Regions from separate parts of the Mus musculus genome. Here region 2 is linked to region 1. Evidence: chromatin loops called from intact Hi-C (ENCODE). Cell type or tissue: left cerebral cortex. All regions are shown on one strand. Links, peaks and the distances in the headings refer to the core of each region. The heading gives the core; the rest is flanking DNA.

Evidence for each region. A loop is a pair of places that touch in the nucleus more often than their neighbours do. Peaks named below come from ENCODE experiments on the same cell type or tissue, not always from the same donor. Only the 100,000 strongest peaks of a DNase experiment are listed, where the experiment ranks them.
Region 2: it touches region 1 in a loop (5-fold over the local background); 18 of 42 quality-filtered maps call a loop at or near these places.

Annotation. Positions count from the first base shown.
Region 1 is chr16:63,854,424-63,859,423 of GRCm38, forward strand. All of the region lies in intron 1 of Epha3 (Eph receptor A3), which reads right to left. Among named protein-coding and RNA genes, the nearest start is that of Epha3, 7.3 kb to the right of the region's middle. In left cerebral cortex, for the core only: a CTCF peak has its summit at 2,672; a DNase peak (open chromatin) is centred at 2,718; H3K4me3 peaks cover 1,486 bases; H3K27ac peaks cover 1,242 bases.
Region 2 is chr16:64,743,257-64,751,812 of GRCm38, forward strand. No RefSeq gene overlaps it. Among named protein-coding and RNA genes, the nearest start is that of 4930453N24Rik, 23 kb to the right of the region's middle. In left cerebral cortex, for the core only: a CTCF peak has its summit at 5,188 (motif pointing left); a DNase peak (open chromatin) is centred at 5,188.

The DNA.
Region 1 (5,000 bases), core at 1-5,000:
ACCTCTTCGTAAGTTCTACAGGAAATAATTCTGACCTTTGCCAAATGTACCTCTTAGCAACCAACCTGAATGCTGTTTTCCAAGTTACCTCAATAGGTTATAAGGTTCAGCTACATAATTGGTCAAGACTGTTGTTTTGAGAGCAAATAAACAATAAAACTCAGTTTGGGAATTTTTATGTATTTAATTCATTTTGTTTAATAATTTAATTTTAAGCCTTAGACCTATAAAAAGACATACATTGCAGAGGTATTATAAAGGCCAGATTTCCACAAGTATTAGTTTCATATGTTATTAAATACTTAATAACAGAATGCAATGGTTTTATAATCTCACATGAAGGACTGGGTTTTTAAGTCAAGCTTACATTTCCTTTGATTTGGAAGCGTTATTCAAATCCATACATGAATTTTAAGAACCACATTTGAGGGAAAAAATTGCTGAGTTATTTCCCAGATGTAAGGGTGGGAAAGAGCTATCTGCTAAGGCTTTCTCATTTGCCAGTGGCTGGGTGGCTGGATCCTCTGCAAGAACACAGTGTGTAACAGACAACACATTAGAAAGTTTAAGTTAAACCAGAAGTAGTGACCCACTTCTCCAATTCCAGCGCATGTAAAAAAGGTCAAGAGTTCAAAGCCAGGCTGGGCTACATTAGACCATGTTTCCAAAAAAAAAAAAAAAAAAAAAAAACATTAACTAACATGTTTAAAAGTTACACATTGACATTTCAGCAACAGAAGAAAGACACTTAAAGGCAGCTTGCTCTTCTACTTAGAAGCCTGATGTCATCAATACACTATTTTTGCTCTTTGGCAGGTACAGGGAATTTATTGCATCAATTAAAGCTGAACATGTGTGTTGAAATTCCCCATGAAAAGCAAATTGCTCCATACTTAATTTGCTACTTTACAAAGTACTCTTTTAGCTACCATGTTAACTCTCTTAAACAAGCTACAAGTATTTTTTAATGTAAACAAAGACAAATAACTTAATTCTATTTTTTTTCATCCTAAGTATTATTATTTTTTTTAAATCTCTCAAATCGGAGGATTTCCCACAGGGAGCTGCACCTACATTTTGGAGCATGCTCTATTTTCCCTCTTCCTGATTTTCTGTGACAACTCCCGGAGTCAAGCCACACTCCATTCTTGGGATACAAAAACAAAACGCCTCAATAATCACACCCTGGTTATGGTGACAATTTTCTCACATTTTTCCCTTTCTTTTTTGTTTTTGTTTGTTTGTTTTTGTTTGTTTGTTTGTCTGTGGAATCTGGGAAAATCTTTATTTCAGGGTGAGGCATGTGTTGTTTGAGTGATAAGAAAGCAGAGGCCAAGATAAGTGAAGGAAAGGCTCCATAGGCCTAAGGGACTACTGTCTGCATCAACTTCCCCTACCTTACAGATAGTCATCAGTTTAAGTAACTTTCAGAGAGTCAGGATCTATGTGTGTCCTCGTTTAGGAAGTTCAAAGTCCTCATACTGATTTAACTTAATTTCTCCGGCCAAAATGTTCTCAACATTTTGAAGTTAATTTTGCAAAGTCAAACAAACAAACAAACAAACAAACAAACAAAAAAAACAAATTAGTTCAGCCACAGAGAGCAATCTAGTATTGTTCTGGGATGTAAGGACTCTTCATAGATAACCAGGATTTGTAGAGAGGAGAAATGTCAAAGTGAAGACCCAGAGACAAGATGGAGCCTGGGTCCAGTGGTGTGTTGCTGGGATGATTCCTCAGTTGTATCTAAGAAATGCCCTAATATGTATGATGTATGTTAGGTGTGGTTGATGTAAGGCTTCACTAAGGGATGGATGAAAAAGATCACTGGACAGTGAGGTTGCAACCCCAGTGGAGGAAAGGACATTTAAACCACACTCACTTAGCTACTGGATTCAGCCATTATTTAAGAATAACATTGAAGACACACAGTCACAAAAATAAAAGCGGCAGTAAACCGTGAATCTACTCGGATTACTCCACTTTGAAGAAACACCCTATGTTTTAAGTTTATCTTCAAACTCCGAAGGAAACAAACAAACCAACAAAAATGGTACCAATCTGAGAGAGGGGTGGTTTGGGGGTAGGGGCACCAGGGCACTCTGAGTAGGAGCAGGAAGGCTTAAGGAACACTCCTTTAACGATAAGGAAGGGATTAAAGGTGGATGTCATCTGCAGGTAACTTTAAAGAACACTGAAAAAGCAAAACAATTCCTTTATTTAGAAACGGGAGTGGGGAGAACACACTGTGGAGACATTAAGAAATAGCAAGGAGGGTCAGAGAGCAGCCAACAGGACAGTCGGCTAATCAGAGGTCTCTGCTTTCAGTAAATGAAGAGGTGCTTTTCCAACCTTGCAGGAAACTCTGCTGGACCCCTCCCCTCCCCCTCCTCTCTCCCTAAGTCACCCGGTGGGTAGAGGAAGGTAGACAGAAAAGACACTCCCACGCCACCTCCAGATGCCAGATTGAAAGGTCTGGTTGACAGCCACCGGAGGAAGCAGCAAGGAAATCTGAGATCTGTGGTCTCCTACGAAGATCTGGACTTGCTGGGGTACAGGGGGTTGGGAGGTGGGGGGGGGGTCGCATTCTCCCTGTGCCTGATCCGGTGCAGGTGGCTGCCAGGTGGGGTAGAGCGGCGCGGCGCAGAGAGGCGGTAGCAGCTCCTAGGCTGCAGGCAGAGGGCGCGCGTTGGTTGCAAGATGCTTGCTAGCTTCCTTCCTAAGGAAACAGTCAGAGGAGTTCTGCTCCCAGGAGCTCTTCGGCTGCTGTGGGCGCAGTCGTCCAGAGGAGCCGGCACAGAGCGAGCCATGGGATGCCAGGTGCCCAAAGCAGCCAGCACCCCTCCATCGTTCCATGGCCATCCGGGCTCCGCGCCGCGCTCCAGCACTGACTTCGGTACCCGATTGAGGGAAAACTGCTGGAAGTGCTCCCTGGCCCTGGAGGGCTTACAGCTGGCCGCTTCACTCACTGGCTGGGTTTTAATAAGAAAACAGTAAACGGGTCTGAGGAGCGAAGCGGCATGGCTTCCTTGGCTCTACTTCTCCCTTTTCAAGTAGATAGGGATTAAGACACCCTGGCAGGGGTGTGATGGCAGCGAGGGTGCCTGATTCCTTTGTGGCCACCTAACAGTTACTCCCTGTAAAGAGCCATAGTGCTAAAATTTTACTAGGGCACACAGTTTTACAACTTAAATGGCAGTGTCTTATCAAATGTAGGCAGCAGGATGCGAAGAGGCGCACTCACCTCCTCCTTTGACCACCCCTGTCCGGGAGGAAGATTGTTCACAGCAGTTTGTTTGTACAGTGCTGCGATTTGTTTCCCCGACTCCTTCCTCACCTATTATTCTCAGTTCGCCATGTTGGTTTGGATTATGTGGATTTTCACCCTTTGCTTTGACTAGAACAGCGGGACGTGGTTTAGAAAATGAAGGGGGGTGGAGGGCGCTGTGCACATTCAGGGTTTCCAGTTTAATAACGTCATTTCAAGTTTGAAGCTTTATTTGCTGAACTGGTTTTGATTCCATCCACCCTCCACGTGCATGAGCCCAGGCTTTCAAAGTAAGCTTGGCTCACACTTTTAAAACTTTCCTGGGCAAAAGTAAATCTGTAAACTTCAGAGGAGAAATAAACAAAGCTACACACCATTTTTAAAATCTAGGTTTTAAGGATTTAATAAAAATTTACACAGGTGATGTAAGTGGTAAAGATATTTTATGGCATTATACTATCCTTGGCTTTAGAATCTGTGTTCTTCTCCATTTCTGTAATCTGCTCATTTAGTTTTGCTTGCATGAGCATTCTTTATAGTGAACTACCTTTTAAAATGCATTCCCAAGAAAACTCGTGGGAGATAAAATAAAACTTCCTGATGTTCATATTTTTCTTGGGGGGAGGGTGTTCAAACAACTACCTGGTACTAGACAGCCGCGAACACAACTGCAGTTTGAAATCAAGGGCACACAACTATCCAGTCCTTTGAACACAGGAGCAATGGCTTCCAAGTATGATGGATTAATGGTTTGGAAACTGTTGTGTTTTATTAATATCCCAACACTGTTTTTATTCTTGAAGTCATTGCAGCAAAATTCTTTCTTTCTTTCCTATTTTTTGAAGAGTAAATATTTAATCCCAGTTTTCTATATACCTAGAAGAATAATATAACAAACCTTTCACACCAATCAACCCTTTATTTGAAAAATGTGTGAAAAGCTACTTGCACACTTGGTAAAAGCCCCTTACTGACCCTCAGTGGTGATAAAATCCAGATCTCTTAAAACAACCAAAGAGAGACACCCGAATCTGCTCTCAATCTCTCTGAAGCAAGAAGTAAAGAGCCAAGTTTATTAGTTTATTGAATAATTTACAGACAAGTGTGCATGTTAAAAAATAAAACTAGAGATCTAGATAAAAAATTTTTTAAAAGTTAGTATTCTTCCAAGAAATACATATTTCTCTGTACATCTAGCATTTATGCCAAACAAAACCAGTGGAAAATGACTCAAATCAAAGGTAGCCCACATCACGGGATTCTAAGTAAGTACTGTCTGTAAGAACTTATCGAGTTCTGATGATTTGTGGAAAGTTTTATTAATACTTTCTTGAAGATTTTATGACTTGGAAAATGTAACTTTCGAGAACATTTCTTGCTGCTTCCATTTCTATTGAAGTCACTAAATCAAATATATTGTAGAAATATGCTTTCCCTTAAAACCCTTTGCATATGTAACTAATTATTTGATATTTAAACGTTGTGTATATTTTAGTTCAGGAAAAAAAATCCAAGAAGTTCCCCTAAAAAAATTGAACGTTTAAGGATATTTTATAAGGAAGGAATATTTTGAAATAGTATTAAAAGTGATTGGACTATAAAGAAAATACAGGAATTTTAATGTTCAAATTGGGATAATACACATTCAAGATAAAGAATTTCATTGAATCATTACTTTAAATTTATATAAAGATCAAGTTTAAACTATCACATTTTTATGAGCAAGGAAAAT
Region 2 (8,556 bases), core at 2,083-7,082, 890 kb after region 1:
TCAACCAAACGTGACATATCAAGTTGACAGAAATAGATTTTTAAGGAAGATCAAGAAGCCTCAGGGAAAAATCAGACCCTCACTCTATATGTAGATAGATATAGATATATCTGTTCCCCTTCCTCTTTCTGTCTGCCTCTCTGAGCATGCACAGATAAAGGGTCAAGTGAGGACATTTGAGCTATCCATCTGAGAGCCGGGACATAAGTTTCCTCCGAGCTAGCCCTGTCCGTTCTGTGATCTCGGGATTCCAGACACCAGAGATACAGAAAGTACTGCCGTTGTTTAATAGACTCCATCTGTGGGGTTTTTACCATGGCATACCAAGAAAACTAAGGCTTTGAGCACTCCAGAGCATCTGGGGATGAGACTGCCCTTTCGTTGAGCACTCCAGAGCATCTGTGGATGAGACTGCCCTTTCTACTGGGATGCAGTTTGTCTTAGAGAATGTCTGCATCAACCCACGAGAATTCGCATTAAAGCAATTTGTTAAAAAAGGAACACAATTATTTCTTAGTGTCAACTGCCTGCCTGAAAAAGTACAGAATCTGTTGAAGGAATATAACAAAATCTATCACTCAACAATAAAAAAAATCGCAATATTTAACGTGATAAAAAAATTAATGAACATTTCAAAACCGAAAAATATAAATTTTAACCCCCAAATCAGTCAATCAATATAAATGAGAGAACTGAGTGATGAGGGTGGGTTAATAGACAAAAACTTCAAAGCATTATCAAAATAGAAATAGGTTAAGAATATTAAATAAAATATAAAATATGACATGAAATATATAAAAACATGAATAAGACCTTTGGAAATGTAAAGTACATGACCTGTATCCAAAAATTCACTGGGTAAAATAGACTAAAGTCTTGATAAGGAAAAATAAAAAGTAAACTTGAAAATATTGCGATAAAAGCCACCCAAAATAAAACTCAGAGGAAATAATGCTGAAAAAGAAAAAAAATGTAGTCCCCGTGTCCTGTGGGAAAAGATCAAGCAGCCTAGAGGACATGTTATTGGTTATGTTGTGGATAAAACAAAAAACGAAGAGAGAGTATGGAGTAAAAGTAATTGGAGAAATAACAGCAAGCATTTTCCAAATTCGATAAAAGCAATAAATTCAAGCTGCTTAACAAAGGAAAGAAAGAAGGAAACAAGGAAAGCGAGGCAGGAGGAAGGAGAAGGGAGGAGTAGGAGAGATCATCACTGGTCACTCGCCATAAAACTGTTCAGGCCATGATATGTGGTAACTGCCCATGGTGCTGGAAGACAGCATCACTCCCCCAGGAGTTGGGGTGGCAGGTAGTGGTGATGTCTGACATAGGTGCTGGGATCTGAACTCAGGTCCTCTGCAAGAACCGTGCATTCTCTTAACCACTGCCCTCTCTCTCCAGCCTCCACTGCACTGATTTATCAAACCTTTCTCCCATCTCTTCTAAGAGATGATCGCCAATCGAGTCAATTGTAGGAAGCATCCCTGTGCCCACAAGTCCACATCTCTCAGAACTCACTCTGTGCCCTTCTCTTTCCTCTTTAGGATTCAGGTCTGTTTCTGATGAATATAAATGTAGTTACTTAAGTTTTACAATACACAAATTCATACAATACACAATTTCACTGTTTCATAAATTCCTTCAATACATAAACTCACACAATACATAGATTCATTGTTGAAGAATGTTGCAATACAAAGACTTGCTGCTACTTTTATTTGTGTGTTGGGGGTAGCTGGAGAGACCCTAAGAGACTCACCTATACCTAGAGTTACAGATGGTTGTGAACTTCGGTGTTGGAACCCGATCCCTGGCCTTCTATAAGATCAGTAAGCACCCTCAGCCACTCAACTGCCTCTTCCACCATAGCTTCCTTTTATAAAATATGATATTTCACTAATTCTTTGAGAATTTCATACATGCAATCAATATATTCTAAACATGTTCAACTGCCACCATCCCCCTAATCACCTGCCTGGTCCAATCCCCACCTCCACACCCTCCCAAACTTCCTGTTCTCTTTTTCTTAGAAACCACAGAGTCCAAGTTTTAGCCGTGGGTATGGGGCAACCCGCTGGAGCATAGTCAATTCATCACAAGGGACCAGAACACTGAAGAAAACTGACTCTTTCTTCCCCAGATGATGTCAACGATCAGTTGTTCCTCTGAACTCAGGTCCTCTGCAAGAACCGTGCATGCTCTTATCTTGTATAGATATTATAGAGGCAGCCATAATTGCTACCAGTTCATGAGTACAGCAGTCCTATCATGTCCAGAACACACTGTTTCATTCTGTTTGCCCCTTGTTTCCAACTCTTACAATCCACACCCTCTTCCTCAAAGGTCCCTGAGAGACTTGGTGTCATATAGATATTCATTCCATTCATGGTTGGTGTTCCACAAACACTTGTTCTCTGCAATGTAGGCAATTGTTCAACTGCCACTGTTCAGCAACACAAACCACCATGCACTGCACACATACACACACACACACACACACACACACACACACACACACACGTGTCTGTTGGGGGTCTGAAAACTACAATAATCTATGCATAGAAGGAATTAAATTTAGAGGGTACTTTGATACTGCATCCACCTAGCAAAATCAAAGTCGTAGGTTCTCCAGGACCTATGAGGGACCCAACCATGAGTTGTTGGCCAGATGGATGTCACCAGGCACATGTTTCCTCCTCTTGAGTGGGCTTTAAGTCTAATCAGAAAGTAGTTGGTTGCCCCTGTAACATGTGTGCCTCTGTTGCAGCCGTGGGCATATCTGACATCATTGTAGCTCACAGAGTTCGCTGTTGGGTAAGAGTGTTGGTGAGGTTTTCTCCCAGCAGCCTGCACCATGCCTTCAAATTCTGTGACAACTAACCAGCAATGAGGAGGCTTCCTTGTCAGTCTTCGTGCCCTGCGACCAAAGTGTGTGGTGTCTTTAGCCATAGTGTTTTACTATTGAGGTCTCACAGGTGGGCAATGGCAACAGCAAATTACATAATGTTTAGACAGTCTCTGGGATACTCCACTGATCGACTTCTCTATAAGAGTCATCCTATGCCTGGCAATGGAATTTAGGTATAACTGATAACCTATGATTTTGGGGACAAGTATGGTCCCCTTTATAAACAACTCCATTAAACATTTATATGACTATTCTACATGTGCACATATCTGTATAAAGCTTATAAAACAGATGCCTATATGTTTTTTTGAACATCCTTAGTGTTGGTTACACCCCCACCCATTTCTTTCTCTCCACCTTCCCTCCTTCTCCCCATTTTTATCTCCTCCTCCATCAGTTTACCTTTTCTGCTTCATACCCCTTGTATTCTACTATCCCCTTCCCTTCTGATCTTTCTTCAACCAATGGCCTATTTCTAGTTTCCTGACTTCTTCATGTTCTCCAAGTTAAATGTGTAAATCTAAAGAGTTGACATTAGATCTACTTATGTATGAGAACACGCATTCATCTTTCTGGACCTAGGTTACTTGTTCTGTATAAAGTTGTCCAGTTCTATTCATCTGCCTGAAAATTCCATCATTTCATTTTTCATTACAGATGAATGAAACATCACATTCCAAGGTGTCTTAGGGTTTTATTGCTGTAAAGAGACACCATGACCATGGTAACCCTTATAAAAGAAAACATTTCAGGCTGGAGAGATGACCCAGTGGTTAAGAGCACCGACTGCTCTTCCAGAGGTCCTGAGTTCAATTCCCAGCAACCACATGGTGGCTCACAACCATCTGTAATAGGATACAATGCCCTCTTCTGGTGTGTCTAAAGAGAGCAATGGAGTACTCATATATATAAAATAAATAAATAAATAAATAAATAAATAAATAAATATAAAGCTATAATAGAAGATATTTTAAAAAGAAAAAGAACACATTTCATTGGAGCTGGCTTACAGTTTCAGAGGTTCAGTCCATTAACGTCATAGCAGGAAGCATGGCAGCCTGCAGGCAGACATGGTGCTGGAGCAGCAGCTGAGGATTCTACGTCCTGATCCAAAGGTAGACAGAAGCAGGCAGTCAGGAGGAGGCTCCTATTCCACGCTGGGCAGAGTTTGAGCACTAGGAAAGCTCAAAGCCCACTCCCACAGTGACACACTTCTTCCAACAAGGCCACACCTCCTAATAGTGCCACTCCCTGTGGGTCAAGCATTCAAACACAGGAGCCTATGGAGGCCATTCCTATCCAACCTCCACACCAGAGTACCATGACTTCATTAACCATTCATCGTTTTCTGAGCATCTCGGCTGTTTCCAGATGCTAGCCCTGCTTTGTGTTCTTGGTTTTAACACCTTCTCTTCCTACTCAGAACTTTCTGAAGCGCTGTTTTCTCTCTGTGGGCAACTTCACCTGCTTCATTTTCTAGTCTCCTGCTCCCTTCTGTCTCCCTTTTGAATCAGCTTGTGTTACTTCATATTTTCATTTAATCATGCATTTTTTTAAGTTTTTATGTGCACAGGCAGTGTGCGTGTGCACACCAGCACTGTATGTGTGCAGTCCTTATGATGCCAAGAGAAGAAGTCAGATCCCCTGCAAACTGAGGTTACAGATGCTGGGAGCCATCATGTGGGGTTCTGAGAATCAAACCCATGTCTTCTGCAAGATCAGCCAGCGTTCCTAACCACTGAGCCACCTGCCCAGACCCTAACAATGCATTTTAAATAGGAAAACCCCACTCTCTTTGTCACTTCAGGTGCAGTATCCAGTGCAGAGTAAGAGATGCCTCCTGTATTGTGAGACTGGCAGTGGGCTCTGCCCATCAGCTCATGAGTACTATTTCCAGGGAGTATCATTTTATTTCTTCAGCAAAGCCCAAGCATGGTGCTGGTATTTGTGCTTATTTTAAATGCTGCATGTTTCTTCAAAGAGTGCTATATGCTGCAATTTGCTTATTTAGCATTACTTGGGTTCCTAGTAGCTACGTGGAGAATCAGTTAAAAGCATTATATTATGTTTAACATTCACAGGTAAGATATGCATAAAAAGCTGACGACCCTACCAAAAGAAAGCATGCTGACCTTCTGTCAGGAAATGGAAACACTAGTTTATGATGAGATATTATAAAATGAAAAGGGGAATGAGTACAGGCCCAGAAAATCCAAGTTCAACACGTGAACTCAGGATTCCTTCCTCAAGACAAGCTGCATCTGTGTCACAGCATCGCCACCGTGTGGCCACATTCAGAATCGCTCCCGCTCTTGTGTTTATATAAACTTGGAGCGTTTTTTTCTTAATTCAGAAGGGAACTAATTTGATTCATCTCTTGAAAACTCAAAATTTTATTACGACTCTTTAATCATCACGGCTCAATACAGCGTTGTCACAGTTTGTTGTTTTCCTCTCTGATGGGTTTCAACTCTTTCATTTCACTAATATGCAAAAATATCATAAATCATCAAATAATCATGACCAAGAATAACCAAAAATATGTATGGATATGTGGGGGAAGTGGGGTGGTAATGTGTGTTTATGTGTGAAGTTGAGGAACAAGTCCAAGACTTTACTAGGCAAACATTCTACGACTAAATTATCTCCTAAACCCCCGAAAATTAACTCCTGAGATAAATAAACCCCTGAAATTTTCACTCCTTAGTGAGAATGTCAATGAGCAATTTTACCATGCAAGGGAAGAAAGGCATTTTGTCAACCAAAAGCTCTCAACACTGACAAATTTCTACACTACATTATGCAGTTAGCACAGTGACGGTGTTCCCAGGTATGGACCTCTCAGAGGACAAGGACAGTGTGGTCACCTGATGATTCTTCTCGACACGTCCTAGTGGAGCTTCATATCTCTGGTGGCAATCCAGTAGTATGCAGAACAATTGGAACAAGTAAGTAATCATTCTATCTTCTACCTACACGTGTTATTCTATAACACAAAGTCTTATGCTATGTGTTAACATGTCATATAATGTTTACAGTCTATTCATTCTTCTGGCTTTCTATTTCTGCAGGGGTCAAATAACATAAAACATTTTCCTCTATGGCCCCTTCCAGATTTGAGATTGTGGGAGCAGATACATCCCAGTAAGTGGTGCATCTACATTTTGATAGGATGGTAATGGGTGGTAGATGGGCATACAACTTATAGGGTGGTAGTATATACCTTATAAGGCAGTCATGATGTGAAAAAAAAGTTGGAAAATAAAGTTTTTAGATGAGCTGCTACACACTGAGAATATTCTGGCTTTTTTACAGAACTATTTTAAAGGGGCAGCAACTCTGAATTCTGAGGGAAAGGACTGGCACCATATAAATGTTCTTGATAAAGAATTCCAGCACACTGGATACCCAAATGATCCAGGTGTGTAAGGGACAGACATGTGCTTGACAGGCTGTGGTTACTCCAGTTACAGAGAAAGGTGTAAATTAATTCCGTAAGTTCAAAGGGAGCCGCTATAGGTAAACACAACAATCATTTTATCACTAAACTCACTGGAGCAAAGTCACTTTGGAAACCTAGGGGACAAGGAAGACGCCTCTGAAGGTGGAGAACCAATGAAGCTAAACCATCTCTCTACACTTCATTTCTCCAGTAGCTATTTCTAGAAACTATTGTTCAGCAAATACCCGGGAGGTAAGAAAGTCCCTCAAAGAATGACAAACAGGAAGGGAAGTTTAAAACTATCAGCAGACTGTAACGATGTGTCACAATTAATTAAATTAACATGCAAACATGTCTTTGTTTAAAAAACAAGTTATAACTAGACCTCATTCTGGGTTTAACTAAAGGATTGCATGCTTCCACATTCTATTAAAACGTTTTCAGTAGCCACAGTGGTCTATGAATCCACAAAGCCATCTCTATAGCCTCATATTGCTTCAGAGTGAAGGGGTGGCCACCTACTCAGTACCCTTCTTAGACCTTGCTGTACAACAGTCTCTTTTAGCATACACAAATAGTCGTTCCAGGGGACTCATGTCATGCATGTGATGGTTTGTATGTGCTTAGCTCAGGGGTGGCACTATTAGGATGTGTGGCCTTGTTGGAGTGGGTGTGGCCTTGTTGGAGTGGGTGTGGCCTTGTTGGAGTAGATGTATCACTGTGGGCTTTAAATCCTAGCTGCCTGGAAGCCAGTCTTCTCCTGTTTGCCTTCAGATGGAGATGTAGAACTCTCAGCTGTTCTTGCATCATGCCTGCCTGAATGCTGCCATGCTCCCACCTTGATGATCATGGTGATGATGATGGACTGAACCTCTGAACCTGTAAGCCAGCCCCAATTAAATGTTGTCCTTATAAGAGTTGCCTTGGTCCTGGTGACCACAGCAATAAAACCCTAAGTAAGACAATGCATCTTGGGAGACACCTCAGTGTCTCTATTGGAGGCATATGAATTCAGTGTGGTTCTACCTATACTCTTTATCGTCTGTGACAACAAGCACTGCACAATGATACTGATTTCTATTAACAGTGTAAGTTATTTGCCGTCTTCCTTAAACCCTTGGAACTGCCAATAATTCTTACACATCTGTCCCTTTACTCTATGGTCAGTCATTCTCATTCCTACCTTAATATGAATTTTTTTCTTCCTAAATTTCCTTCCCCACATCTCACGCGACTGTTCCAGGCATGTGTGCTATACCATTATCTCCTGTCCAAAATATTGAAGGTGGTTCCTAAGAACCCCTCCCATATGAGAGTTGTCAGCTCTGTAGCAAAGCTCCATTTACTTTGGACCATTACTATTTCTTTTTTAATGAAAAAAGTTGTGGGTACACATTCACGGTGCATACTGACATGTTTCATCAAAATGTCTATCTGTGTCCATGTTCGTGGGTATTGCAGGTGCATGTGTGTGCATATGGAGACCTAAGGTCAACGTTACATTTTTTTTTAAGATTTATTTTATTTATATGAGTACACTATAGCTGTTTCCAGACACACCAGAAGAGGGCATCGGATCCCATTACAGATGGTTGTTACACGTTTTTACCAGTTCCCATCATGGTATTTGAGAAAGGTATCTCTCACTGAGCCTGAGGCTTATAATTCAGCTAGACTGGTGCTGTATACCAGTTTCCTCTAAGACTGAAACATTCCACCCTGCTTGCTCACTAAGATAGGCTCTTTCTGTCTTGCTTCCAGATGAGATTAGAAACTAAGTCAGTAGACCGCAGGTCTTGAGAGGGGGTGGGCACCTTTGGAACTGCTGATGGCTTGTATGGAATGAAAGACAGAGGAGCAACTCCCTCTTGTCCATGCCTCACTGTTAAAGCCGAGACAGCTCCCCGTACTCTGCCCCAAGGGAGAGTTATAGCACTTGCTCTCTTGCATGCAGGTGGCAGACCACGGAGTTCTCTGCACAAAGATAGGGTCCAATTTCTCATAAGAAATTGCCCAGAGGTTCCATTCCTCTAGAGAACTTTGACTCAATCATGGCCCCGTGTCTTCAAGCAGCAATTTCTGCTTTGTTATTTAGAGAGGCTTATGCTATATAATTACATGATGAGATGCATTATTTATATTAAATATTTTAATTAAAAACACTTAAATTGCCAAGATAAATTTTCTCTGAAATTGCAGCAGAATA